Regions from separate parts of the Mus musculus genome. Here region 1 is linked to region 2. Evidence: chromatin loops called from intact Hi-C (ENCODE). Cell type or tissue: left cerebral cortex. All regions are shown on one strand. Links, peaks and the distances in the headings refer to the core of each region. The heading gives the core; the rest is flanking DNA.

What was found. Peaks named below come from ENCODE experiments on the same cell type or tissue, not always from the same donor. Only the 100,000 strongest peaks of a DNase experiment are listed, where the experiment ranks them.
Region 1: a loop joins it to region 2, with 2.1 times the contacts of the local background. A loop is called at or near these places in 5 of 42 quality-filtered maps.

The regions. Positions count from the first base shown.
Region 1 is chr5:23,501,981-23,513,702 of GRCm38, reverse strand. It overlaps Srpk2 (serine/arginine-rich protein specific kinase 2), which reads left to right. Exons shown (of 16, transcript NM_001359173.1): 16 at 5,983-10,347. The coding sequence ends at 6,167. It overlaps Kmt2e (lysine (K)-specific methyltransferase 2E), which reads right to left. Exons shown (of 26, transcript NM_026984.2): 26 at 9,468-11,722. The coding sequence ends at 10,656. Among named protein-coding and RNA genes, the nearest start is that of Kmt2e, 73 kb to the right of the region's middle. In left cerebral cortex, for the core only: a CTCF peak has its summit at 5,060; DNase peaks (open chromatin) are centred at 4,858, 6,196 and 7,906; H3K27ac peaks cover 818 bases.
Region 2 is chr5:23,610,958-23,622,679 of GRCm38, reverse strand. The region is part of intron 2 of Srpk2 (serine/arginine-rich protein specific kinase 2); the gene reads left to right. Among named protein-coding and RNA genes, the nearest start is that of Srpk2, 59 kb to the left of the region's middle. In left cerebral cortex, for the core only: CTCF peaks have their summits at 3,855 (motif pointing right), 5,564 and 6,940; DNase peaks (open chromatin) are centred at 5,621, 6,160, 7,000 and 7,717; H3K4me3 peaks cover 3,202 bases; H3K27ac peaks cover 2,727 bases.

The DNA of each region.
Region 1 (11,722 bases), core at 1,198-9,197, 110 kb after region 2:
ACAAAGGCCATTCCGGTCGTGCTCCGTTTCTGTCTGTGCGGGCAGTAACCATGTCTGCATGCAGGGTACTGATTAAACTGTCGTGTGTTTCTGTTTTGCTGGCAATGTTTCCCAATGCAGATCACATAGCATTGATCATTGAACTGCTGGGGAAAGTCCCTCGAAAATACGCTATGTTGGGGAAATATTCCAAGGAGTTTTTCACCAGAAAAGGTAACGGTACTTCCGCAGCACGCATTTTCAGCACGATCTTCTCCCAAAAGGAGAAATTGTGCATTCATATTTGAGCCGTGGAAAAGATCAAGACTTTTCAACTGGGGAATTCTGCTGAAGAAGGTACTCACAGAATAATCTGGAACCATCTGGTATCTATAGAGTGAAACCTTTATAAACGAATAGGCTTCCAGCAATCCTTTCTCAAACAGCTACCTTGTAACTCCACTCCAAGCACCAGTGTGTGTATTCACAGATGTTTAGAAAGGACTTCAAGCGGGTTTTGGGCGAGAACCAGACTCAGCTGGGTGTGATGATCACCCCTGTAACCCCAGTACTCGGAGCCGAGCCTGGGGAATCAAGAGTCCAAGGCCAGCCTAGATCACACACTCACAAAGCTAGACTTCTCTTCCTGTTCCTAGAGTTTAGTGAGACAGCCTGCACATGGGTGTCGTGATGGCCATGGCATTTTCTTGGGTGTGTCTCACCTCTTTGGCATTGTGTGGGCCTGTGAAGTCAGGGGACATGTACTTTGGGTTATGTAGACAGTCCCATGGGTGACTGGTTTTAATGTCATTGTGTAGTTTGCAGGTAGTACCAGGTCTTAAACATACCTCCAAGCAGTGTCTCTCTCTCCTCACCCTAAGAAGTGGATCCTCAGAGAAGGCTGGAGCAGGAGGGCGGGGAGCTCAGGTCGTCCTTAGCTACACTGGCCACCACAGGTTACCATGGCCTGGGGGATCCTGCCGAGGACAACAAAACTCTGGCGCTCTTGGCTTGGGAGCCTGTGTTTACCAGCTTAGGTTCAGTTGTGTTTATATCCTCTGTTAAAGTTTGCTTGAGGAGCTGGGAGAGTTGGTAAAGTGGTTGCCGTATGCCCTTTAAGGGCTGAGCTCAGTCCCAGTGCTTACAGAGACAAGGCAGCCGTATCGGTACATATGCTTGTGATCCTGGCGCTGTGGACACCAAACACACACACACACACACACACACACACACACACACACACACACACACACACACACACATACACATACACACATGCACACATGCACACACACACACACACACACACACACACACACACACATACACATACACACATGCACACATGCACACACACACACACACACACACACACACACACACATACACATACACACATGCATACCTTGAGTAGGCATAGAGTCCAGTCCAGGTTATTTCATTTTTACCTCCCCTTCCTTTCTTCCTCTCTTCATCTTTTTAAATTACATTTATTACTTACTGGGGAGATCATAGGTGACATGTGGACACCAAAGGTTGTCTATCTCTTCATAGCATGTGGTTCCTGGGGGACCAAATTCATGTCATTAGGCTTTGTGGCAAGCCTTTTTATTTGCTAAGCCATCTCACTGCAATCTCCCTCCCTCTACCCCCTCAGTATTTTATGTGTATAAGTGTTTTGCCTGTGCTCTGTACATGTGTATATGTGGCACCTATGGAAGAGGGCATTGCATACCTTGGGATTGAAGTTAGAGATGGTTTGGAGCTACCATAGGGTAATAAAAACTGAACCTGGATCTTTTGGAAGAGCAGCCAGTGCTCTTAACTGCTGCCCAGTCATCTCTCCAGCCCATTCTTTCTTTTTGAGGCAGGGTCTTGATCTCCTGATCCTCCAGCCTCAGCCTTCTAAGTGCCGGAGTCACAGGCACAAGTCACCATGTCCAGCTGTGCTCTTAGGCTCCCTATGGCTTTCAGCTGGCACGGAGTCGTAAGCCATTATGTTGGTTTCTGTTAAATGCCATCCCAGAACCAACAGCAGCATTGGCACTCTTCTTACCCAGTTGGAGGAATCTACCTTGAAAGACAGTTGGCAAGTGAGGTGCTCCGATGGTTTTGGGGAGATGTGGTTGTCCTGCAGTGCTTTGACTGTGGCCACATGGCGGGGGTTCTTCTTCTTGGACATTTGTGGTGTGTGTCTATAAGCATCTTTAGCACTCTTGCTTTAGGACTTGAGCTTGGGTTCTTTTCAACAGCACTAGGAAGAGTGTGGAGGCCAGGAACAGTTTCCCCGATGCTGGGGTTACAGGCCTGTACCACTGTGCTCTGTGCTGCACTTTCTTCTTAGTGGGAGACTGAGGTCATTTTGGCTTGCTGTTTCTGTAGTAATAGAATACTTGCCCTTCTTTTGGACATAGAGGCCAGAGATCCTGAAAGTGAACTCCGAGGTTGGGTGTGTAGTCCCCTTTCTGGTAGTTGTTTGCATTTAATGCCTGTGATAGTCAGAGAAGATGTGAAATTTGACAGAATCTACAGTAAGTAGGATGAGGGAACACTTATCATGAATGAGAAGATAGATATGGCTCTTTGTTTTTGTATTTAAACAGTGGGCAGTGTGGACCAGACTGGCCTCCCTGTCTCCTGAGTGCAGGGAGTGAAGGCATGCGCCACGCCCAGTGCACAGTTTCTCTCCATTCCGGTTTGTAACATTGCCATCTGAGGAGGATAAAAGCACAGTATAAAGCTGCTCTTCTGCTTTTTCTCATGCTTGCAACAGGCAGAAAATCATTTGCTAAAATGACAGTCATTTGCAGTGAGGATGTTTCTACCCGCACTGCTGGTCTGAGGAGGAGAATGGGGCTCCTTCTGAAAGGCATAGCCAGTGCTAGTTTGTGTCACCCCTTGACCAGAAGTTAAAATCTAAACTCGATTTTGGAGCAAGCACTGTAGTTACTGCTGTTATCCAATAAATGTTAATTTGCTGGTTATTTCTTGGGTGTGAACATTATCCACAAAACCCATTAAGAAATCATAGTGTGCTGTGTATGGCAAATAGGAGTGAAGTTGGAGACTCACTTGGAGTTGAAGGCCAAAGTGAGCTACAGTGTCAGATCTATCTCAAAATGAAGACAAAAGGAAACCCGAGTGTTAAGATGTGGGGTTTGTTCCTGGTCCGACTGATTCCCTGTGAACTGAGTGACAACTCCACACAGCTTGGCAGGTAAATCAGTGGCCCTTCCTGGCCTGGGTGCATTGCACCAGATGTCGCCATCTTTTACTGAATTTATTGGATCAAAAATTGATGCCTGAGAGGGGTGGGTTACCTAAACTTTTTCCCACGTGGGACGTCAAGTTCACTAGGATATAGCTGGCTGTGTGCACAGATGTAAGTTTGACTTTGTAGTGACCGTTTTAGAATTTTGCTTTCTTTAAAAGTAGAAATACTGTAAATCTGTGCTTTCATTTCGTCCAAGGGGCAGGGCTGGGAGCTGCTTGGGCTCTCCACAGCAGCCGACTCCGATTTGTCAGAGGAGGTGTGCTTTTTTCCAGCTCCAGAGAGTGTGACATTTGGAATTGTGAGAAATTTTCAGAGGCTACATAAATGCTAGGCCCCTGAGAGGTAGTGGTTGGTCATTCAGAGGAGATGGCTGCCCTGCTGTTTGTGCTCAAAGAAGAAACAAAAGGAAAGAAATTAGATTCAAGAATCAATCAAACTGTCACCCCCCATCACCCCCTTTCCCTTCTCCTCTCCCCTCTGTTGTTCTCTCTCTTATATCTAGTAACTGGGGGTAAAATGGGGGGGGGCAGTGAAGGGTAGAGAAGAGAAGAACCCACAAAGCAGCAAAGACCAGCTACACAGCTTAGCTCCTAAGACTTAGTTAATTAATTAATTAATTAATCCAGGCCTTCAATTGGTCAGCAGGGAGAATGTGCTGCAGGCAGGGTCCATGACCTGAGTTTAACCCCCAGGAACCAGGTAGAAGACGACACCCACAGTTTCCTGACTTCCGTGTGCATGGTATACATGTTTCTACACAAACAAAACAGACATGTACAGATTTCTTTATTAAGATGCTGGAAGGGTTGAGAGCACTTGGTGCTCTTGTGGAGGACCTGTGTTTAATTCCTAGCACCAACGTGGTGGCTCACAACTGTAATTGACGTTCCAGGGAATTCAACACACTCATCTGGTCTCCAGGGGCCCCAGGCACGCGTGTGGTGCACAATTATGTATGCAAGCAAACCGCTCACACACATAAGACACATATTAATAAAAACCTTTAAACATTTAATGAAATTCAATTGAAAATGTCAGAGTGCAGTAAAGAAGTTTCCATGAGACAGTATAGACTTCTGATGTGAGGGCCAGCACCCTAATCCTCTGAGGTGAGGTAAGATTGCGAGGAGACCTTGCACACGGAGCGTGGGCTTATAGGAAGTGAGTTTTAAAGAAATACTGTAGCTCCTTGCTGACATCATCCCAGGGTCTTGTACACATCCTAGATGGCTGGCCTCAAAATTACAGTGTGATCCTAATCTCCTCTGTATTCCATATTGGAGGTTGTTTTAAATCTGACCTTCTGTGCAGCCCTGTTGGTATAGGATCCGATCACTGGAGCTCACAGGCTTGGTGCTGGCCCTGTTCCGCTCAATGTATGGGTTTCACATTTTAAAAGATTCAAGATTTCCCCATCATTTCAGTTTTACAACTGCACAGCCTGGGTATGACAGAGCTTTAGGAACATGAACAGAAGCCTCTGAGGGTGTACTGTCTTTGGAATCTCTTGGAGGGGTGGGCATGGTCCTCCCTTGAAGCTCTGTGTGTAGGTTGACTCTGAAACAATGAAAGAGGAAACAAAGAAAAGAGCCCGGAGCAATTTGAGCATGCCTACTTGCGCACTCTGGCTGAGGCAGGCAGTACCAGAGCAGTGCGCAGGCGGAGACCAGAGAGCTGCAGCAGAAAACAGTGGTCACCATAGGCTGTGTCCATGCTGTAGCTGGCTTTAGGATTTATTTTCTGTGAGTGCATCGTATATGTGCCTGATGCCTGCAGACATCAAAAAAGGGAATCGGATCTCCTGAAATTGGAGTTGCAGATGATTCTTAACCACCAGGTGGATATTGGGGACCGAGCCAGGATCCTGTAAGAGCAAGGAGTGCTCTTTTGATTTTGGTTTGTTTGTGTTGTTTGTTTGTTTTTGTTTTTCGAGACAGGGTTTCTCTGTAGCCCTGGCTGTCCTGGAACTCACTTTGTAGACCAGGCTGGCCTCGAACTCAGAAATCCGCCTGCCTCTGCCTCCTGAGTGCTGGGATTAAAGGCGTGTACCACCACTGCTTCTCCCCACCCCTCTTTCCCCCCCACATTAGAACATTTTAAGGTTTTATAAAAAACTGTCCTTGAGGTCATATTTTACTATAAATGAATAGAGATAAAAATTCGTTGTTTTGGGTTGCTAGTAGCTGCTTGAGGCTATTTCTTAAATTTAGACAAAGTAGAGTTCCTATGCTCTGTAGGTGTACTAACCGTGTGCCTGTTAGCCCTGTGGAGCCAGTGGACAGCACAGTTCAAAAGGACATGTGCACCATCAGAAAAAGTTAGATTTGCATTGAGGTAGAAGCACATGTGAAAACACAGCAACAACTTCAAATAGCCTGCATCATCCAGGTATCCTAAGCCAGTTTACAGATGGCGGCGGCACCACGAAGCTGGAGTGTGAGCAGCTCTCCAGTGGGAAGCAGACACTCTCAGTGCTTTTGCAGCTCAAGAAGCACAGAGCTGATTTATTTGTTCAGACGTAACCCATTTACACTCACCTAGCGTGCTTCGACTTGACCCTTAGCTCTTCAATGAGACTTGCTTAGGGGAGAAAAGCTAGCGTTCTTTGTTGTAGCCAATGGTTTGAGAGGTAAAATGTCTGCTGCAGTGAGAAGAAGCCTGTCTGGCTCAGGTCATCCTGAGATGTGCACTCGTGGAGCGTCTCTGATGCTGTACTTCTCTCTCTCCAGGAGAACTGCGGCACATCACCAAGCTGAAGCCCTGGAGCCTCTTTGATGTACTTGTGGAAAAGTATGGCTGGCCCCATGAAGATGCTGCACAATTTACAGATTTCCTGATCCCAATGTTAGAGATGGTTCCAGAAAAACGAGCCTCAGCTGGCGAATGCCTTCGACATCCTTGGTTGAATTCTTAGCAGATTCTACAAATATAGCATTCTGAGCTAGCAAATTTCTCCCAGTACATTGGACCTACACAGTGGCTCTCATTCTTTAACAGGATTACCAGTGAGCTGGCTCCACCCTCAGACCTTTGTAGTGCTTTGAGGTACTGTTGTTTGACACTTTGCTTCCTGTGCACCATGGTCCTGGGGAAGGCTGGTCTTTGTCTTCAGCTAAGTAGTTTACTGGCCATTTTCTTCTGGAAACAATAACATGTCTCTAAGCATTGTTTCTTGTGTTGTGTGACATTCAAATGTCTTTTTTTTTTTTTGAACGAAAAATACTTTCCCTTTTGTGTTTTGGCAGGTTCTGTAACTATTTATGAAGACATATTTTAGCTGAGTATTATATAATTTACAATCTTAAGAAATTATCAGTTGGAACCAAGAAAGAGCAAGGAAATGTACAATTTTATCGTCTGGCAAAGGGAAATCATTCCTGTATTATACTAGTGTATGTAACTATTACTTTGCATAAATAGGGGATGAGGATTCACATTCAGAAAAGCTACCCAGTCCTGAGCGCTTTTTGGCCTACATTGCATGTTGCAGATTTCCACTGCTTCAGAAAGTTGCACAAACTTTTCATTCCATAACAACCCAAGTGGTTCTGGACGAGGTGCCATGCCCTCTGTGGCACTTTAAAGAGAGAAAAACTTTAAAAATTTGACACTATAATCTAGCAGTTCCATTTGTATTTTGCATATTTTTAAGCTATGTTTAAAGTATCAGTCATTTCCACTTAAAATGTGATGGCCCAATCCCCGGTAGTGTCACCTCTCACCAGCACTGTAAGTTAAATACGTAGATTAAATTGGACAAGAGAAATATGTTCAGTGTGTGGAATGAAAAAAATATTTTTTGAAAAGCATGATCGTGTTTGTTTAAAACACAAGGCGTGGCTTAGACAGTTTGCAACGCAGTGGACCGAGCACTCCTCACAGCTTCAAGGTAACAGCGACCGTGCCCATGCCGTCCTAGGCAGCTTCCCTTCCCTCGCCTTTTCCTTACCTCCCATGAATGAGAAGGCCATTTCCCCTTTGCAGACCGCATACAGTTTTAGTTTATGCATTTCCTTAAAATTAACTGTAGAATCCAGGATACAAACCATTAGTAGGCAATACTATTTTAGAATGTAACATAGGAGGTGTATTTAGCCTCTTTTAGAAGTCAGTGGGTTGAATGTCTTTTTTTTAAAAATTTTTATTCATTAAGGTGCCTCGTTTTTCTTGACTTTGTCCATTAACATTTATTCATATGCCTTTGCAATAATTAGATTGTGAAAAGCTAACAAGTGTTGTAACAATAATCCTTTGTTTGGGGTGCTTGCACTTGTCTTAAAAATTAAAGTGTTTTGGGGTGTTTTTCCAGACATTGCCTTGCTTATTACCCTGTATTTCAAGAGACAGAATCAACATACCTTTGCTCTCTGTAGTGTCAACAAAGCTAAAGGAGTTGCAGATTGTCACAGAACATACATTAAGGCAGAATGGATTTATGAACGAGGCTTTAGTTATAGCTTCATTATCTACAATGTGGGTGTTCCCTTTTTTTAATCAGTGTTTCATCGTAAGTGCAATGGTTTCCTCCCCTGTCCCCTCCAATCTTTCCCTGTGTGAACAAGACACATATCCTTCTTAGGGTTTAACATTTTTATATCATACACTGTAGTAAGATAGACGATGCCACTCATTCACAAACTATGCATGCTGGGTTTTTCCAATGAGGCTGTGCGTTTCCTTATAGAGCCTATGACAAATGGTGGCTGCTGAGTCATGATTTCTATAGAAACATTCCTATAAGAACCACAGAGTGTGTTTATGTTTTCCCTACCTCTGAAAGAACTTTTACCATTTGAATGAAATTTGTCTAATGAGGTTAGAAATGTCAAATTGGAAAAGGAAGCTAGAATATTAATCTTAAGGTGGTTCTTCTATTAATAATACCCTAGCGAGTGTATGATATACCAAGGAGTTCTAGCATACACTTTTGTGATTGGGTACCATATGGTTATATCTGATTCTTGGTAGCATGATGATAAAGAATAAATGTAAAGGTTGGGTGTGGTGGTGCACTCCTTTAATATCAGCACTTGGGAGGCAGAGGCAGGAAGATCTCTGAGGCCAGCCTGTTCTGCATAAGCTCCAGGCCACCCAAGGTTATATAGTGAAGGAAAATCTAGGAAGAAAAAAGAATAAAAGCTTAAAGTGAACCATTGGTTATTTGGAACATTATAGCCAAGTCAGTCTTTTTAGTGAAAAGACCCTATGAAATCTTCATGGAAAATTACAAGCAGTGGGTCTCACATGTGACTTTAGCAGATCCAGAAATAGCTAATCTAAAAAATGGCAGAACCATCCAGAGAAAAAGTAGTAGGGAGTGTAAAAGAAGTCTACTCTTTAACGAGATCTGCTTGTTTGTCCATATTCCCTGCACCATGCATAACTTAACAGGTATGAGTAAAAAAAACTTTCATTGGAATAGAAAACACGTTCGGATTATTTTTCTTTTCTTATTTTGTGAGGCAAGGACTCGGAGATCTGCCTACCTAGGCATGCCACCCCTCACTACCCCCCCCCCCACACACACACAATCTCTCTCTGAATTAGAAGTTTGTAGAGTGTGTCCATTAAAGATTCTATTTAGTTGAAGTGTTTCAGTTTGCAGAAGAGCTCTCGTTATGAATTACTTAGCTAGCTGGCTACTTTAAGTCTGTGGACAAGTGATTTTAAGGGTGAATATTGCCATTTCTTTGGTCTGTCTGAAATTGTCATGGAGGGACACAATGTGAACCTGTCAGTTTTCAGATTCAGGTTTCTTTGGTAAGCATCCTAAGGAGAACATGGGCAAGTTTCTTCAGAAACTTGGGTCACTGATTTTAAGCCCTAAATGAGCTGTATTCTCGAATATCATCAGAGTTAATTTTCAAATGGGAATTAAATGATAAAACATGATTTAAGTCACTACCAAATCTAATTTCTTGAGTTTGCTGTTTTTCCTGATGCACAAAATTTATATACTGGGCCCAATTGTGTCACATGTTTGGAAGGTGGTAAATAGGGCCACTCCTGAGAGGTAGACAGCAGAAGCTGATAATTAAAAAAAAAAAGTCACAACTGGTATATCTTCTTTCAGTAATAAAATATTCACTGAAACCCTCTTCATTCTATTTGACGTATTTCAGAATAATGCCTTTCGCCCTTGGTTTTGTTTAAAGAGACCTATTTTCTACAACTTAAAGCCCTAAAGCTAGTATTAAACATATTTTCATATCAGTTTTGATTAGTGGAGCTATTTCAGTCATATTTTATACTGTACAAATTAAATCTCCCTGTTTTAAGTAAATTACTCCTTTTCAAACTGCGTTAAACTGCAGTGTGCAACTATACAGTATGGAATGCATCAATAATGTGGATTAATGTTGTAGTAGAATGTTAGGTTCTTAGACTGTTAGCTAAGTCGCATAGAGTGGCTATTTAATTTCCTCTGACCCGTGCTTCTAAAGGAAAGGCAAGCAGTAGAGAGGACCGTGAGACTCACCCAGATCGGCTGCTGGTAGCCTGCAGTGCAGCTGAGGTAGCAGCTACCGAAGAAAATGAATGATTCTTTACTTACAAATTATATTTGAAAATCTTAACTTTTGTAAAATCATTAAGCAGACCTCAATCTCAGAAGTTGTACAGAACAATTTAGTAAAACTGACATAATTGTGGTTTATTAACATGAATTAAAATGCCCAACCAGTGCTTCAATGTGACAGCGTATTGAAATAAAAAGGAAAGGTCATGTGCTGTACTACTTTCACAGAGATCACACGTTTGCAGCAGACTTGCCATATGTACAGTGCTATATTCCAAATGAAAAGGGCGGGAGCAATTATATACGCAAAGGAAATTCAGTATTTACAGTCTGTCAGGAGACACTAAAAATTATCTATACATTAAATTACATTTTGCTTGCAAAAAACTGATAAAACAATATGAGCCATGTCCACACCAAATCATAAAAACCTGTATTGCATTTTCAGACCTAAGATGCACTCAAATAACTGCTGACCATAAAAAAAAAAGGAAATCCTTAGTGCTTTCTTTAACTGTATACTTAATGCATATGTATAAAATAATACAGAAAATATTCATTAAATGAATTTAACTGCAACAATGAAATTTAAAGGTCATGTATCATCAGATCTATGGTCAGAAAAACAGTTGGAATGTTCACTTACAAAATAAAGATACCTACAGCTGGCTTAAGAGCACATTTCATAAGGAAGTGTAAAAAGCAAAAATGGGAAAGATACAATGAAAGAGCACTGGTGTTTGCTTTTGTTTTTTTTTTTTTGTTTTGTTTTTGTTTTTTTATACAAAGTTTCATGTACAAGCTTTAAAAAGTACCTTAACAGGTACATATGAAATATACAGTTTATCTTACAGAACATTTTAAAAAATGTTATTGGAGTCCATTTTAATGCCACCCTGAACCGTGGTAATTGTTTTGAAATGTCGGCGGCACCTGTGCTCTGTGAATTGGAATCTGTGCAGGCACTGGCGATGCCTGCTGAGGTCCTTGCACCCCATGTGGCAGGGCCACAGAGCCAGGATGAGGATGAGGACAGAACCCTGAAGCAGTAGGGGTTGGAATACTGTTTGGTCCTTGGGGCTGGAGATGAGGACCTGCAACTGGTAATGGACAATGTGGCCCTGTTCCGGAAGGCTGGTGTTGGGGTCCCGGTCCCAAAGTGGTATGATGTGTGGCTTGTGAGGGGTACGGCGGGACAGCTGGATGAGCGCTTGCAGGGAAAAGTGGAGGTCCTTGATGAGGTGGGTGGTGTAAGGCTTGACCTGATGCTGAATGATGCCCAGAAACCAGAACACTGGCTGGGGGAGGGGGCGGGGGAGGGGGAGGGGGCGGGGGTGCCGAGTTTACTACATGCTGGTGTTGTGCTTGTAGACTTTGCAGTCCCGTGGTAGGATGGGGTGGGGGATGGTGATGTGGGGCAGGACCAGGTGGTGGAGGGGGTGGTGGTAAATGGTGTCCTGCAGTTTGAGAATGAATGTGTGACCCAGGGGTAACAGCATGAACTGGCCCAACTCCATGTGCTACAGAGTGCTGCTGATGTGAGCTTGGCTGCTGTATGAGGTGTGGTCCTGGAGCGGGCGGGGGTGGGGGCGGGGGCGGGACCACAGCAGCAGCAGCAGGTTGATGGTGAATGGTGGGGTTTTGAGATGGCAGAAAATGCCCTGGAGTAACGTGATGTCCAGGAACTGATTGCTGGCTGGTGCTGCCAGGAAGTGCTTGATTTGGTCCAGATGTAAACACAGTTTGTTGGGAAAGACTACCTTTTAGCTGATTATAATTCTGAAAGTTTGCAGAGGGCTGCTGGTTTTGATAGTAGGATGAAGGAGGGGGAGGAGGGGGAGGGGGTGGGGCCGTGCTGTTGAGACTCTGTTGGTTGAACTGACTGTAGGTTGCTGAAGATTGTCCTGAGGGTGTCTGGGTAAATAACGCTCCAGAAGTTGCCTGCTGAGGAT
Region 2 (11,722 bases), core at 2,583-10,582:
ATGGCTCCACACAAATATAAGGCAGCAATTAATTTTTTTGTGATTTATTGCATTGATGTTTTGCCTGCACATGTGCATTTATTCTCTGGACCTGGAGTTAAAAACAGTTGTGAGCTGTCATGTGGGTACTGGGACTTGAACCTGGGCCCTCTAGAAGAACAGCCAGAGCTTTTAACCTCTGAGCCAACCCTCTAGCACTTGCAATTAATTTTAAAAAATAGTTCTTATGGGGCTGGAGATGGCTCAGCAGTTAAGATAACTGCTTTCCCAGAGGTTCTGGACTCAATTCCCAGCACCCTTATGGCAGCTAACAGCAGTGTGAGACATCAGTTCCAGGGATCCTATTTCCTCTTCTAGCTTGTGTAGGTGCCAGGCATGAGCGTGGCATATAGATAGACAGGCAAAACTCCCTTATACATAAAATAACAACATACCTCAAGTAAAGTCAGGTTTACAGGTGGGTATGTAAAGCGTTTGTCAAGTAAAAGGAAGTTTTTGTTAGAATCTCAGAAGCACTATATTCCTAATTTACTGCGTCACATAAGTCAAGGGCCTCATGATAGGTTTGTAATGAGATTGACAGAGGTGTCCCATGTTTACTGAGCCCATTTCTTCTGCTGTCATTGCTATTAGGAGTCATCTTCCTTTGTTTGCTTGTTTGTTTTTTGTTTGTTTGTTTTGTTCTGTTTCTGGTCACAGTTCTTCACTCTGTACTCAGTTCTGAGTGTAGCAGGAGTTTTGAACTCTGTATGTTATGATTTAGAAATACTAGATACAGAAGGCCACTAACTAAAGGGTTAAATCTTTACAAGCAATCTCAATAACTTTTGTGGTGTGAGTCAAAGTGGTACCTAACAGTAGGTATGAAGAGGAAAGCCTGTGGCTGGTGAAGTACTGCAGGGTGAATGTAGGGGTTGAGGTTGTAGCTAAGTTGGTAGCATGCTTGCTAGATAATCTACCCTGGCCTCCATCCCAGCACTACATAAATGTGTGCTGTCACACGCCTGCAGTCCCGTAGGACTTATGGAGTCTTATGAAGAGTTCAAGACCAGTCCTCTAGGCACTCTATCACTGTTCTTCTTAATATTCTCTCTCTCTCTCTCTCTGTCTCTCTCTCTCTCTCTCTGTCTCTCTCTCTCTCCCTCCCTCCCTCCCTCCCTCCCTCCCTCCCTCCCTCTCTCCCTCCCTCTCTCCCTCTCCCCCCTACCCCCCATCCCCGTGTTGCATGTTGTGTTAGGATGGGATGCATGGGATGTCAGGGACAATTTTGTGAAACTCTCTTACTGTACTGTTCTCTAAGTTCCAGAGACTCCAGCTTAGATTCTCAGGCTTGCTCAGCAAGCACAGTTACCTACTAAGGCAGGTGACTGCCGGTGTGGGTTATTGATTTAGTATGTAAGGTAATATATACACGAGAAGGATGAGAAGAATATGGTATCACAGACCACCTTATTTTAATTAATCAATAAAGCTAATTAGCAGTGATAAGATTTCACCTTTTTAATACAAGGTCTGATGTAAATCTACATTTTAAAAGCTGATTTAAGAGAAGGCTGAGGAGCTGAAGAAATAGCCAAGTGGTCGAGACCACCTACTGCTCTTGCAGAGAACCTGAGTTCAGTTGTTAGCCCCATGTTAGTTAGTCAGCTCCTACCTGCCAAGGCGTTTTTACACCTCTGCCTCTCTTGGACACCAGCACTTAAGTTCACATGTGTACACGTGTATAAATACCCCCATCCCTGCTTTTTTCTAGAAATGAAGACTACATGGTGAATTTTGGTTGCTTGACTCTGGGAAATGCTTGTGAGGAATGCGATTACCTTGAAGCGCTCTTCCCTTTTAGATTTTCTCATTATAACCGGATGTGGTTTAGCTGCGTGTGCACCATGCGCTGACTAGACAAGCCTAAGAGGATTATAAAAGTGGTCAGTAAGTCTTTATCACTGGCTCTGCACGAATTTAAGGGCAATATCAGGTCCTTGTCCTTAAGATAACTTTAGTTTCATGGAATGTCAAATGGAAAATTATACATTTTAGTAATTGTATACAAGTGTATGCAATATATAGAGACACAAAAGAGATTAATTTAATTCTCTCTTAGAAGATAAATTTGGGAGGAGTTTGTGGCCCAGATTGAAAAAGTTAGTTTGTGGGGCTGGGTGTGGGGATATACACCTTTAATTCCAGCACTCACTCCGTAGGGCAATCTTTGAGTTTGAGGCCAGCCTGGTCTATATAAAGCTGGTTTCAGGACAGGGTACACGAACGCATGGACGAACGCACGCATGCATGCACAACCCCCCACCCCCACACTGTTTTGGAAAAAAAGAGAGAGAAAAGCAGTCAAGCAACAGGTTAGTGGGTTATGTAGGGAAGAGATGAGTTATCCTGTGATGTCCAAAGGAAAGAAAATAGTAAGGAAGAAGGTCTGTGAGGAAGCAGGCCAGCAGAGCTTAGTGCTTCCAGAGGATAGGATGTCTAAAAGGGAGAGTGTGCCAATTAGTCCCAAATGAGACACTGGGAGACATTTGGGAGTCCTCAAAAATTGGTGGCCTGGAAGATCGGCTGTCCTGTTACTCCCAGAGTTAGATTGTAAAGGGCCTGTGGTGTGAGATGGAGGTTGATGGCAGACTCTAGGCCTAAGATAAAGTGTAGATGTGGGGTCAAATAGTTGCTGAGCTCAGTTTTAGATATTGTGCACATTTGGTGACTATTTAGTGGAAACTATCAGGGGAGATGGGAGAATGTCTGGATTTGGGTTGCATGTGATACTATCAGACTGACAGTTTGTCTATGGTTATTAATAGTGTCTCTGTAGGGTATAGACATGTTTGAGTGGTGAAGGTTCTGTAGGTATCACCAATATGTAAGAATTATGGGGGAAATGATAATCCTATGAAAGATTTAGAGTTGCAGAGAATTAAATACATAAAAGCAGTTAAAGAATAAACAATATCTGACCCCACTGCTTTAGAGAATGAACAAGACAGTAAAACTTACATCCTCCTATAATTTTGTATAGAAACTAAAATAAGTACTTATTTTCTCTGTGACGCAAAGAAGCATAGTTTATGGTGTGAGTAGAAACTGAATTATGGGGCCATGCCAAAGGCCGAATTAAAGGCTCAAGAGATGTAAGGAGCAGATTGTAATGCCATTGAGCATTGTGAGTGCAGCGGTGTGGTAGACAGAGAACGGGATGTAGACAAAAACCTGAAGGAAAACTACCCGGGGAATGGACTTGGTTTTTAAAGTTTTTACGATTATATTTTCATTTGTCCTTTTGTATTTATGGTGTTCTGAGTCTGCCATGGTTTGTATTTGGAAGTTAGAGAGGAAGTTCCAGGAATTTGTTCTCTCCTTCCTCTATGTGGGCCCTGAGGATTGACCTCAGGTAGTCAGCTTTCAAGGCAGGTGCCTTTATCAGCCATCCAACCAGCCTTCAGGTTGATGAACTTTAAAAACAAAAACTGTTGGTATAGAAATACAAATGGAGCCTGGTGGTTGGAGGGATAGGTATCTGCAGGGCTGTAAGGCCAAGTGGTGATGAAGGTAGGACTTCGTGAGTTGTGGGAATGGAGTGGGGCATGGTTGTAAAGGTGATGGATGGTAAAAGCAGATTGGAGTTTTAAACCATTTTATAGATGAAATTAAATTTACAAAGACTCATGAGGAACACTGTTGTGAAGTAGGCCAGAAAAGCCGGTAAAGATTGACAGACAGATGGCCGTCGGTGTGGAGAGCATCCTGTTACTCAGAAGGCTGAGAGTAAAAGGAGCTGCTTCAGTGCAGGGCAGGTGCAAGGTTTCCCATGCTCATTTTATGTGTGAGTGCACTGCCTTCAGACACCAGAAGAGGGCGTCGGATCCCACTACAGATGCTTGGGAGACACCATGTGGGTGCTGGGAATTGAACTCAGGACGTCTGCTGCAAGAGCAGTCGGTGCTCTTAACCACTGAGCCATCTCTCCAGCCCCACTGGAGGTTTGTTTTTTGAATTACCCCCCTCCTACATCCCCAACAGATTTCTCTGTGTAACGGCCCTGGACACTTGCCCTGTAGACCAGGCTGTCCTTGAACCCACAGAGATCTACCTGCCTCTGCCTCCTAAGTGCTGGGATTAATGGCGGCCGTCACAGTGCTTGGCTGATTCTGGAATTCTTAAAAGGTAACCAGGCCTAGCAATGGAAACACATTAGGGTAAGTAGGTAGTGTCATAGATGGGAAGGTGTGTAGGCCTCACCAACAGTGATTATAAAATCCATCCTGAATGGCTCACTGTTTCTGGAACTAAACAGATGTGATGAATTGGAGAGAATATGAAAGGAATATTGGAAACTCTTCCAGCATCACTATAACGTTATGTGGCTCCACAGCCTTAACATGCTGTTTACCTTAAAGTTTTTTATATAGACATACTAAAGTAAGAACTTAGAAAAATCTTTTTTGCAATAAAATGGTGGTTCAAGTACAATTTCATTCTGAAACATCTAGTCAAAAAAATGTAGGGAACTTGAGATACATAGTAGTTAACTTCTAAATACCATAACATCCTAGTTAAAAATACACATTGAAGTTGATAATGAAAGGGAGAAGAAAGCGGGTTTAAACTTACGGAAACACCAAGAAGGTGGGCAGGCCCATGCCTCCTTAACTCCTTCAGCGAGCGTGTATTGAGGAGAGCTGTGTTGTAGCCAGTGGGGAACAGGCAAGGAGGGTCACCACATGCCATGTGAGGGTCTGCTGGGCTTTGTGTGGACGACTTAATTAAATTCTCCACAAGTAGAAATACTTATCCTCATTTTCTAGGCGAGGAAATAGAGGCTTTAGAGAGTATAGGCAGTTTCCTGAAGGTCTCATGGTTTTTGAAAATGAAGAAGTGTTTCTAAGTCCCATGTGGAGACAGTTCTCTTTTGAAATGAGGGGAGACTTTACTGAACAGTTTAAATTCACTGTAGCCCCTTGTGTTGGGCTCTGTAATTTACCTCAGAATTCTCAAGGTAAGTTTTATTATTATAGCAGTTTGGCTAATTTTATTATATCTATGGGATGAGGATATATGCTTAAATTAGGAGAATCCCTTAACACTGGGAAAGTATTTTCCTACTTTTATTTTTTAATTTTTCCTTATATTTTTCATATTTTAATTTTATTAATGTAGTCAGCATTTTAAAACATTGTTTTATTTCTAGGAAATACACACTTATGTGTGCATGCTTATCCTCTCCCACTTTATTGAGGTCTGCTTTGAAATTCTGAGACCTTATAGCTTTTCAATGATTACAGTTTTAATTTTAGTATGTGGACTTTTTATTATAAACAGATACTGTAATTAAAGAAATATAGTTAGAATACTTTTTAGGACTAGACAAAACAGCGTTTCCCACGAAGTAAGAACCCGGGGCTTTACTCAGCAGAGATTGCCAGCCCTGGCTGAGTTGCTGGTGTGGTTAAAGGCAGTTTGCTCTATTTCCCGTGGCTTTGCCTTGGCTGCGCTCTTCTAACTCTTCCCTGTAAGGTCTTCTCTTACCCAGCTTGGTTCCAGCAACCATCTTTTAATTAAATTGAAGTTGCAGTTACATTTCTGATGTAGGTGGCGTTGCCAGTCCTTCCTGAAAGGACAAGAATATCTCTCGTCTCTGCTCGGTGCCTGGGCACTGCTTGTTCACTGTGTGCTGTGAAGGAGGAGGGGAGGCTAAGATGTAGAGAAGTCTCTTCCTGAAGGTGTTAGGGACGGGATGCTAAATTTCATTAAAAACAATCAGGAAATTATAACATTTTGATCATTGAATTGGGGTTTTGGTTTAATATTTCATTCTTAAGTGACAGAAATGATTCACTGAGCCATATTTTTTAGGACAAATCAAATAGAAGCAGCCAGGGGTTGCATATCTGTTCATTGAGAATGAAACATTTTAATTTAGGCTTCTCAAATTATTTAGTATATTGAGTTTAGATGTTAGCATTTCGTGTTTGTGTTGTAGCTTGTTCAATTTGAAACCCTTTAATAAAACCCGGGGAGTTCTACCTTAAAAAAAAAGGACACCCCTCTGCTTAAAAGAAGTGGTACTTCCTGCTTTCATAAACAGTCATGTGCATAGTTTAGCAAGGCCTGGTGCCTCGGAGCCGTTTCCCTTTATAGCACCATTGAATCCGAGTCCTAAGAGAAGTGCTGTGAATCTTGTGGCCTCATTCTGAACAAAAGGGATTAGGGAAGAAAAATCTCTTGATATAAGGCTTGTAAGCAAGGGCGGGCAATCTTGGTTGTGAATATTTTCTGATTTTTCCAGAAATCAAGCAGAAGACTGAGCTGCTGATGTCAGTTAACTCTGAGAAGTCGTCCTCTTCAGAAAGGTACAGCTACAGCTCTTGCATGAACAATTAATGGTGTAGCATTGCTAAGGAACAAACAGGACTTATCTTTTTCCTTGTCAAGTTTGCTATGTAACGTATTGTACTGCATGCTAGCGTTGTGCTGTATTGAAGATGTGTATTTGGGCAAGCTGTTCTGCTTTGCGAAGGGAAATTGATTTTTTTAGAAAAACACTCAGTCTAATCAGTTGCAGCATGCGCACATAACACAGCAGACCTCTGGCTCAAGTGAGGCAGTGCTGAAAGCTTAAAAAATAATTTAACCAAAAAAAAAAATCTTGCTTTTTAAAAGACTTACTATGAGATTTTTGTTCTTGTATTTTGAGGTTGCTGGTATGTAGAATTTCCAAGGTTATTTGTAAATATCTAGCTTAAACATAGTTGATCTTTTTCCTGTAATAAGTATATATATATATTTTTAATGAACAAAGGGAGTGCCATTTGTACATAGCTTAGGAATTGCAAACCCACAGATTAGTCACATTCTGAAAAAGAGATATGATGTTTCTTCAAGTCTCTGCTAGGCAGTGGAACAGTCACTGCGTGCAGTAATGGTTCATGCCTGCAGGTAAGGACAAAATGACTCACAAGTATTTTTAAAGCAATTATTTTATCTGTCATTCATATGATTACACCTGTAAGGAGATGGTTCATGAAAATTACTGTTTTGCCTCATAAGCAAAATTAAGATATTTTTATCTGCTGTAAAAAATGAGACTCAAAGTTCCCTGTTTTGATTCTGTGTTCACTTGTGCTTGTTGATTGTGAGTAAGCAATGTTTGCCATTGAGGTTCTTAGGCAGGCAGTGATGCTCACCTTCCTTTTGTTTATCTCAGTAACTTATACTTCATGTTGACAACTGTATTTAAGCCATGTTGATTTATCTTTTTCTAATTTTTAGGGCATGTTGTTCATAGACTGAAAATTTAGGAAAATAATGTGGAAAATTACTTGGTGGTAAAGAAATGATAACAGGAGAAATATTGTTAAAACCAAACCAGAAACTAGCTGATCCTCCATGACAAACTGAGTGCTAGTTTCAGGAGGCTGCTCTGAGGGCAGAGAGGTTTTACTGACTTTTAGCATCATTAGGTGTAAAGCCTGTGGTTACAACTTTGGTTACAAATGAAGATGTAGCTACATTCTGTAGAGATAAAAAATCAAAAGTAAGAAGTTTTGTGCTTATTTTTCTTGACCCTTGTAACTTCTGGTTTGTGGCTAGCCACCTGATTTCAATTTTGATTCTGTTTGTTGAGCTACAAAAGGAATCTTCAGCCTTGGGAAAACCTGCCAGAAAACTGGTGCTGATGGGAGCAGTAGACACAGGGACGTGCACCGTGAGCTGCCCAAGCATCAGCTGAGGTGTTGGAGTTTTGAACTAGCAGTGTACTGAATGAGAGGACCGCAGTAGTGATGCGTCCTTCTGGGGTAGTGTGAGTTCTTTACTGGTAAACTGACGGCTGAGCACAGAAGATGAATGTCTCTTAAAAACAAGTTAATTTTTTTCTGACTAAACTCATTCTATGGAAACATATTCTCAAGTGTTTTCATGATTTTACATACTTAGGCTCTTGTGGTCATTTGAAAGAAAAGAGAGCACCTGTTGTCATAATTATAAAGCTTAGAGACCGATTGCTGTTGAGGGTGACTTTGTGCATGGTATGCTGGAGCTTGCCTTGCTGGTTTTAGCAGGTGCCTAGAGTTATATTAAGCAGGTGTGATAGTCTCACTTAGGTGGTGAGTATGATTTATGCATCAATTCAAAACTTTGTAAGCATAATAGCTGTTTACTTAATTAAAGTATATTAAAACAAAATGCCCCTTTCCTCTCCATTTCACTAAAATCGGTATCATTTGATTTTTAAATTTATTTAAAAGAGTAGTTCTCAATTCTAATGCTGTGCCCTTTCAATACAGTTCCTCATGCTGTGGTGACCCCAACCATAACATTATTTTTGTTACTACTTTATAGCTGTAATTTTGCTGTTATGAATTATAATGTAAATATCTGTGTTTTCAGATGGTCTTGGGTGAATCCTGTGAAAATGGCTTGCTTATTTATTTATTTATTTTGGTTTTCAAGACAGGATTTCTCTGTTTAGCCCTGGCTGTCCTGGAACTCACTTTGTAGACCAGGCTGGCCTCGAACTCAGAAATCTGCCTGCCTCTGCCTCCCGAGTGCTGGGATTAAAGGCGTGCACCACCATGCCCTGCGAAAGTGGCTAATTTTTAAAAGATCTGTAAAATAATAATCTCAAGTATAAACAGTTTATTATCTAATACCTCTGTCTTGCCCTGGATGTGCAATACCTTATAATATCATGATAGCATTTGTCACATTATTCAATTACTGTTAATCAGCTTTTCTTTCCTTTCCTTTCCTTTCCTTTCCTTTCCTTTCCTTTCCTTTCCTTTCCTTTCCTTTCCTTTCCTTTCCTTTCCTTTCCTTTCCTTTCCTTTCCTTTCCTTTCCTTTCCTTTCCTTTCCTTTCCTTTCCTTTCCTTTCCTTTCCTTTCCTTTCCTTTCCTTTCCTTTCCTTTCCTTTCCTTTCCTTTCCTTTCCTTTCCTTTCCTTTCCTTTCCTTTCCTTTCCTTTCCTTTCCTTCTTTTCTTTTCTTTTCTTTTCTTTTCTTTTCTTTTCTTTTCTTTTCTTTTCTTTTCTTTTCTTTTCTTTTCTTTTTCCCCTTTCCCTTTTCCCCTTTCCCTTTTCCCCTTTCCCTTTTCCCCTTTCCCTTTCCCTTTCCCTTTCCCCTTTCCCTTTTCCCCTTTCCCTTTCCCCTTTCCCCTTGCCCCTTTCCCCTTGCCCCTTTCCCCTTGCCCCTTGCCCCTTGCCCCTTGCCCCTTGCCCCTTGCCCCTTTCCCTTTCCCTTTCCTTTCTTAGACAGGGTTTCTCTGTGTAGCCCTGGCTGTTCTGGAACTCACTCTGTAGATCAGGCTGGCCTCGAATTCAGAAATCCACTTGCCTCTGCCTCCAAAATGCTGGGATTAAAGGCGCGCGCCACCACTGCCTGACCAGTTATTTTATTTCTATTTGATCTCTTAAAAAATGACTTGGTTTAAAAAGAGAAAAATAATTGAGTTATGGTTTTATGAATAGTACTCTAAGACCTTTAAGATTGTCTTAGGTTGCGGCATGGTTCCAGATGCCTGTCAGTAGGTTCGGCAGAGCAGCCTGGTTTCTTTTTCCACAGAGGGATAAGCTATGTGGCACCAGAAGGCATCATTCCTGTACCCTGTCCCTGTAGTGTAGAGGGTTTCCTGAGAGTGCTCTTGGCAGGGCAGGACTTCTGAATGCAGTGTCGTAAGCCTGGGTGGAGCCTCTGCTGGGGTGGGTTTAGTAACCCTTGCATCTTACACATTTAACCCACTATGTGGAAAGAGCCATCCTGAGAAAGCTAGTAATATTGACTGGAGCCTTTTTGTTCATACACTTTTCTAAAATAGAAAAGCATTATAAAACATTAACTTATTTTAATTTTGTAGACTTTTGAGGACTTGTTCCTTGAACATAGAATTAGTCCAAAGTAAAATTATAATGGAGTCTACTAAGAGATCCCAATAGCTGGGGTCTGTTAATATTACTGTCAGTAGCTCTTGAAAATAGTTTGGAAGTTAGGCTTTTAGCTTAGATGAAATAGTGGAGACTCAGAACGTACCTCAGTAGGAGAGATGCGCAGTCCATGTGCTCCGTTTAGGAAGGCTACTCACAGGTCGGAATTAGTGCAGCTCAGCTCAGCTCAGCTACAGTTTGGTTTTAGATGTTGTGTCTTGAAGAGAGAAAAAAAAATTTCAGCTTACCTCTTTAAAGATTAACAACAGACAATGTTACTGAGTGAATGATAATTTAAAAACAGGTGACATGTCCTGTGGCCTGTTAGGATGGGATTTCTGCTGCTCCAGAGTCCTGGAGGGTCCAGGAATAAATCCCACTACAAATATGTCTTCTGTAGAATCGAGTACTTGCTGAATGAGTGAGCACATTGATTTGTTAGCATTGTAATGATGCTGTTAGACATGGTTTTTTGTTTGCTCCCATTTAGTGTAATAAAGTCAACAGAATAGTTACTGGCAAAGCTCACCTCCTCATCTCTCACCTCTTTTGCTTTGTTCCAGCTGTAGCACTTCCGGAGGTTGTGGGTTGGAACACATGGTGAAGAGGAGGAATAGTAATCACAGCTAGGAAAATGGTAGCAATTACTAAACAACCCAGACATCATGTCTCCTGATGGTGGCTCGGTTGTTGGTGCTGGGAACTGAACCAGGTACCCCAATAGCACGAGGGGCGGGGCCGGGGAGCAGGATGAGCTCTCGGTCACCGAATGCTTTATGAGGTTTAAGCTTGCTCTGGGCAGGATGTAAAAGGACAAGCTCTTTGTACTTGGTGTGACATTTTAAATGTCGTAATGAAGGTCTTTGGCATCCTAGTAGTCAGCAAATAAACACTGAATCTATAGTTGCTAGTTACCTTTATTGTGAATGGAGAAATAAGGAAGAGAGAAAATCATGACTGGTATCATGGCCATCATGTTGTGGCCTGTGTTGTACCAGTGCTGAGTAAGAAGCCTTGCTGAGAAGTGACAGGATGGCATGTTGTCTCTACTCTGTACAAGGGCATGCCATGTGGACAGTGTACGTTTGTGCACGTGTGTCCTTTACTTTTCTTTCTTATTTAGAGCACACAAAGAAACCTTGACAAATAGCGAGGAGGGGAATTTGATGGCAAGGCGCAGAGCAGGTTACCCCTTGTTTATTCTAGGCTGTGTCCCGAGGTCTGATCAGTACAGGGGCTGCTGTCCTCTTCCCTTCCTTCCCCGCCATGGCTCCTAGCCACGTGCATTGATGAGTGTACTTTCCTCTCTCGAGCCTCACCCTGACACTGCTTTCTTAGTTTCTCTACAGGATAGACTGGTTTTTTTGTTTTTTGTTTTTTCCCCTGAGTGATAGAATGAGTCAGAAGTGGCTGAGTGCTTATTTATATTTAGTATTTATTAGTATTTTAATGGAAATTAATGGGATTTCACAAACCATATGAAATACAATTTTGTGTGTATGTTTTTAAAGTTTAGTTTATAATTTTGTGTGATATATAATAATCTTTACCAAGCCTGGGGCTGCTTAGATTTTGTGCTACCTTTTTTTTTTTTTTTAAGAAGTTATATATTTCCTCCTCTTGTTTTTGTTTTGTTGTTTTGAGGCAGGGTTTCTCTGTGTAGCTCTGGCTGTCCTAGAACCTACTTTTGTAGACCAGGCTGACGTCAGACTCAGAGCTTGAGATACATTTTGGGTTTTAATATTGATGTAAGGATTTGATTTCATTTTTGCATATGTCTATTCAGTTGTTTCTGTTTTGAA